2 separate regions of the Homo sapiens genome follow, and region 1 is linked to region 2. The links are chromatin loops, found by intact Hi-C in ENCODE. Cell type or tissue: PC-9. All regions are shown on one strand. Links, peaks and the distances in the headings refer to the core of each region. The heading gives the core; the rest is flanking DNA.

What was found. Peaks named below come from ENCODE experiments on the same cell type or tissue, not always from the same donor. Only the 100,000 strongest peaks of a DNase experiment are listed, where the experiment ranks them.
Region 1: it touches region 2 in a loop (2.8-fold over the local background); 1 of 110 quality-filtered maps calls a loop at or near these places.

The regions. Positions count from the first base shown.
Region 1 is chr1:46,860,927-46,863,838 of GRCh38, forward strand. It overlaps the pseudogene CYP4Z2P. Among named protein-coding and RNA genes, the nearest start is that of CYP4B1, 63 kb to the left of the region's middle. RefSeq lists an enhancer at 657-1,263. In PC-9, for the core only: no CTCF peak of the experiment used is centred there; no DNase peak of the experiment used is centred there.
Region 2 is chr1:46,803,457-46,806,368 of GRCh38, forward strand. All of the region lies in intron 1 of CYP4B1 (cytochrome P450 family 4 subfamily B member 1), which reads left to right. Among named protein-coding and RNA genes, the nearest start is that of CYP4B1, 5.9 kb to the left of the region's middle. In PC-9, for the core only: no CTCF peak of the experiment used is centred there; DNase peaks (open chromatin) are centred at 1,105 and 1,655; H3K4me3 peaks cover 537 bases; H3K27ac peaks cover 2,500 bases.

The DNA.
Region 1 (2,912 bases), core at 312-2,811, 58 kb after region 2:
TGGCTATGTGGACAAAGATCAGATTGCAGGCCCTCTGGGGGAAGGTGCCTGAAGAATCTAGCTGCTTTGAGTTGGGAGTTCAAAGTTGGCATTCTAGTTAAAAGAGTAAACTGGAGCTACGAAAAGTCACCGTATCAATGGCACAGCTTTTAACGGTCCAAATATTTGAATTAAGAGGATTCTGAATTGCATGATTACAGACACCTGGCATAAAGAAATGTAAATCCTCTCTGGAAGAAGCTTACATCAGCCTTAGTTTACAAGGAATTTGGTAAAAAACTTGTCTGGTACAAAGTAAAAATTTTCCAGGTAAAAAATGAGCCTGGATGACTTGAAAAACAAAACAAACAAAACAACAATCCAGCAGATACAACATAATAAAATAATATCCACAGGAGTTTCAAATATTGGAATCATGAGAATTTTAAAATAGTTTTTCTTACTCAGTACAAGGAGATAAAATTTCAGCAGGTAAAATTTAAAAATTGTAAAAAAATAAAATAAATAAAATAGGGAGGGGGCTCTAAGATGGCTGACTAGAGGCATCTGGTACTCACCTCTTCCACAGACAGGAAGCAACATAGCAAGTAGATAATGACACTTTGAATAGATGATCTAAGGGAGAACACTGGAATTCAACAGAGAAGCGATGGAAAGCACCAAAAGCAAGGAAGGAGAGGAAAGTGAGGCAGCCTGTTTGGCGGGGATCAACTGGGAGTCTGGAGAAGCTCCTTAATATGGGAAAAGAATAAGTGAGAGCCCTCCAGTGATCCACATTCCCACCACGGACTCCTACAATACTAGCTATGGAAGAGCCCACTAACCTTTGCAGGCCCTGAGACTGACATAAGGAGCTGCCTAGAGATTGCATGAAGACATTACTCCAGAGAGAGAGCTCACACTGGGTCCCACAAACCCCTGAGTCCTCAGCAGCTGCAGTGTGGCATCATCTGGAGAGTTCAGCCCCCATCAGACTGTGTCTTGCCTTGGGGTTCAACAGCCTCTACATCTCCACATCCCTGAAGCCCCAGTGACATTCCCCAACAGCTGCTGCTGCTGTTGCTGCTGGGGCCAAGGTGGGAGCCACTGCCAGTGACCCTATCACCCCCAGCAGAGGGGTGGGCACACATTTTCATGCACCCTGCGGACAAATTCCACTGCCTGTAACTGTAGCTGCTGTGGGCTGCTGCAAGGGCCAAGGTGCTAGCAAAGCATGAGTCACCCCACCCCCAGCCCCCAAAAGCCTTTTGCTTATGGCTGCTCCAAATAAAAGCAGCCCCTCCCTCTCCAGTAGCAGGGCCATAGCACAGCTGCTGCCATTCTCATCTGAGCATTCTGCTAGCAGCCTGGGGACCACCCTCTCCCTGCCTACCATAGCCAGCACCTGCATATACTACTGGGGGGTCTGAGGGCAGATCTGCTCAGGCTGGCTCCACTCCTCCCAGTACCTGAGCATGCTGTCTAGGGTCCTAGAGACTGCCCTGCCCAGTCCATCACTGGCACCTGAGACCTTCTCTTGGGGTCTGAGGTTGGGCTCACTCAATCTGCTGCTACCACCACAGCTGGCACCCACCCGCATGTGCCAACTGCAGGCCTGGGGACTGGCCTACTCAGCCCATCACAGCCACCACCAATACCAGTGTGGACTGCTTAGGACCCAGAGGGTTGTCCCACATGCCTGATGCCCAGGGGCTCAAGAACTCACCCATCCACCTGGCCCACCACTGCTATTTCCAACGCTCAGGCAAGCCACCTGGAAACCAAAGAATTGGCCTGCCTGGAGCAGCCAACACTGGTGCTAGTATACATCACCCTGGTGCCCAAGAACAGGCATACTCAGCCCACTGCAGCCACTGCTGGGACCCGAAGACTGGCCCATGTAGTATCCCAGTTCCTAGCAAAGCTTCACCACACTTTTCACTAAGCACATCCTAAGCCACTGAGAAAATCACAGACAACAATGATGCTGTTTACAGTTGAAGAAATCATACAGTGATTACACTACTGCACACACCCAGAATCAAAGCCAAAGCATCCTACCCAATGAACACTACACATACATTTTCAGGAAGAGTCCTCCCCTATGAAAGCAAATTCAAAAAATTAGAAGAAGCAACTGTTACACAAGATGCACAAATACCAATGTAAGAACAGAGGAAACATGAAAAGCAAGGAAAGAACACAGTAATTCTCTAGCAACAGATCCCAATCAAAAATAAATTTACAAAATACTGGAAAAAGAATTCAAAATATTGACCCTAAAGAAGCATGGTGAGGCCGGGCGTGGTGCCTCACGCCTGTAATCCCAGCATTTTGGGAGGCAGAGGCAGGCATATCACCTGAGGTCAGGAGTTCGAGACCAGCCTGGCCAACATGGTGAAACCCTGTCTCTACTAAAAATAAAAAAATTAGCCGGATGTGGTGGCATGTGGCTGTATTCCCAGCTACTCGAAAGTCTGAAGAAGGAGAATCGCTTGAACCCGGGAAGTGAGAATGCAATGAGCGGAGATCACACCATTGCCACCATTGCATTCCAGCATGGGCAACAAGGGCAAAACTCCATCTAATAAATAAATACAGCAAGCATGGTAAGATATAAGAGAATGCTGAAAAACACTACAAAGAAGTCAGACAAGAAATTCAGGATATGAGTGAGAAATCCATCAAAGAGACAGATATAAAAAAAGATGGCTCACACCTGTAACCTCAGCACTTTGAGAGGCTGAGGCAGAAAGATTGTTTGAGGCCAGGAGTTCAAGACCAGCTTGGACAACATTGTGAGATCCTATCTGTATTTAAAAAAATTAACCAGGCATGGTGGCACATGCCTGTAATCCCAGATACTTGGAAGGCTGAAACAGAAAGATTGCTTGAGCCCAGGAGTTTGAGGCTGCAGTGAGCTATGATCATGC
Region 2 (2,912 bases), core at 121-2,620:
AGCTCTGTTAATTGGAGGCATCAACACAGCTGGACTAGAGCAGAATCTAGCGAAAGTCATCAAAGGAGAGCCATAAGACTGGATTGTAAACAGGAGGAATGAATTTCTATGTCTCAATTTTAAAATGTGGGCATCTGAGACCCAGGAAGAGGAGGCTCAGTGGTGGGCAGCACTTGTCAGTGTCTGGGTATGGGATCCTCGAGTACTGGTTTTGGAGAATTCCGTGGCAGAGTCTCCTCCCATGACCTGCTACATCTGGTTCTTTTTGCTCTGGTTTGCTGATTTCAATGTAAAAATCACTTGGTGGGCCTGCAGGGAGGAGGGGCTGCCTCCACAGGGCATCCCTCTTCATATTGATATAAACCATGGAGAAAACGACATTCCATATTCCTGGCTAGTTTTTGGGTGGGTGATGGTACCATCCCCAGGTTCAGTAGGAGAGGCAGATTTTGGGGACAAAAGTGTACGAACATGTGTATGAGTGTGGGTTTGGAAATGCTGGGTCTGAAGAATCTGGAGGGTGTCATGCAGAGAGTTCCGGGGGTTGATTATGATTCTGGACCTCAGGAGAAAGGTAAACTGGAAAGAGCTGTCAACTGAGAAATTGTTGGTAGGTAGATGGCACAGGAAACCACAGAAGCAGGTGAGAGCTTTCAGGGAGAAGACGCAAGGGAAGAGGCCAAGGACTGGATCTGGAGGAACAAAGAGTGGGTGAGGAGCTGCCCATGGCAGCCACTGGGAGAGAGGGGAGGACATCCAGGAGACAGTGCATGAGAGACAGGGAGTCAACTGGGCTCAGCGCCAGGGAGGGTGCTGGATTCCTTAGCAAGATCAGCATAGGAGAGGTGGGGCCATCACAAGGAATTGGAAACAGTGGGCACAGCTCTTTAGAGAAGTTAGATTATGAAGGGATGAGCAAATAAGGTGTTAGCTGGAGGAGGAAGCTGAACAAAGGGAGGTTTGGTTTCATTTTCTTTCTTTTTTTTTTTTTTAAAGTGAGAGACTTGAACAAATTTTGAATGAGGATGGGAAGGAGCCTGCAGAGAGGGTGAGGTCTGTGATTTGGGAGAGAGGGGCTGATTGATGGGTGAGGTGCCTTGTGGGGAGGGTTGGAATCCAGATGGACTGGTCTTGGACAGGCCCTGCATGCTTCTCTCCTGAAACAGAGGGAAACAGAGAGGCTGGGTGCAGGTGGGGTGGTCCTTCAGGTCTGCCAGCTGACTTTTTGGGGTTTCTTATCTGATGGTTTCTATTTTCTCTGGGAAGTACAGCAAGGGTGATCTGCCAGGAGTGAGGAGGGGAGAGGTAGAGAGGGCAGTTGAAATAAAAGTTTTTGAGAAGCAGATTGTGGCTGATGCCATGGGGCTTTCCAGAAGGCATTTCTGCTGATCTTTGCTGAAATGTCACCTTAGAGTGGCCTTCCTGACCCACCCCCATCCATAGTGGCAGCCCTGCCCCTTACTCTGCTTTTTTTCTTTCTGGAGTTATCACTACATGAAATTGTATTCTTGGTGTATTTGATTCTTTTTATTTTCTTTCTCCCCACTTGGAATGTATGCTGGTGGGGCAGGGCTTTGTCTTGCTCACCACTGTAACCAGAAACTAGCACTGTCCCTGGCACAATGCCCATGTGTTGGAAGAGTGGATGAATCTCTGGGGGGAACCAACTCTGGGCAGCAAAGCCACCCATGCGGACTGAGGACAGATGACTGCATCCCCTTGGACTCTTGGGCATTTCTTGGGTCCCTGCCTTCCTGCCTTTTTAGCTGTTTGGATGTTTTCCTGCATTCCTCCTCTCATCTGATTGGGTGCTCCTGAGTCTGGAGTTCACCTTTGGATGCTGAAGACAGGAGGGATGTTGGGGGCAGAGCACAGGCTTTGGAATCTAAAGACTGGGGCACGATGCTAGTTGTGTGACTTTGGGCAAAGCCCATCATCACTTCCTAGCCAAGGCATGGTGGCTAGAGAGTCCTGGTGACCACACTGATCTCACCCAAAGTCTCTTTGCTCCTTCTATTGAGCTAGGGGTTCTTTCTGTATGTTATCTGTTCACATGTACATGTGTAATGGTTTATTTGTCTTTGAAAGGGAGGATGGAGGATGAAGTCATGTTTGTCACCAGCATGGGAGGAAGTCACCTCTCTGCTCCCTGGGGTATTTTGCATTCGATCCCCTCTTTCCAGGCTCTCCATGGCTCTGTTCAACCTCACAGCTGAATCCCCAATGAGTTTTTGTACATTGAGTCTGCTTTTCCCACTGATTTTTATAGTTATTTCAGAGATGCTACATCTTCTCCCTTTTGGTTGTTTTTTTCTTGGCTTCTAGCTCTTTAGCTTTATTTAAAAGCTTGGCAGTGGCTTGGACTCATGCACACATGGAGCTCTGGTAATTTTGGGGTGTGGGGAGAGGGCCCATAGTAGGGAGACAGCTGAGACTAGGGCACCAAAGGGCACCTAAGGGTGTCCATCCTGAAGGAGAGCAGTCCTAGGGGGTTCTAGCCCCCAATTCCCAATCCCTGCAGGACTTCCCTGGGCAGTGGGAGCCTGTGTGGTCCCAGAGGGAGACCCATGGGGAAGGCTATGGGCAGGTGTCTTTCACTTTAGCGACTAAGAAGCCTTTTGAGGAATTAAGACTGTCCAAAGATGGTTGGGGTATTTTGAAAAGAAGTTTCCTGTCACTAGAGATGTTTGAGCACTTGGGCAGGGATTCTTACTGGGTGAAGGTGCTGGGCAGGCACCCTGTGTGCTGGGAATCCGAGACCGACATGACCTGCCTTGAGGGAACTATGACATGCTGCCGAAAAGGAAACCCCTTCGTCTTTCTCCTCCCTCACCTTTTGTTTTTCGAAACTCTTATCCCCATTTTGTGAGCAGACTGATTTTCATTCTGAAGCAGCCCCCTGGGGCACTGTA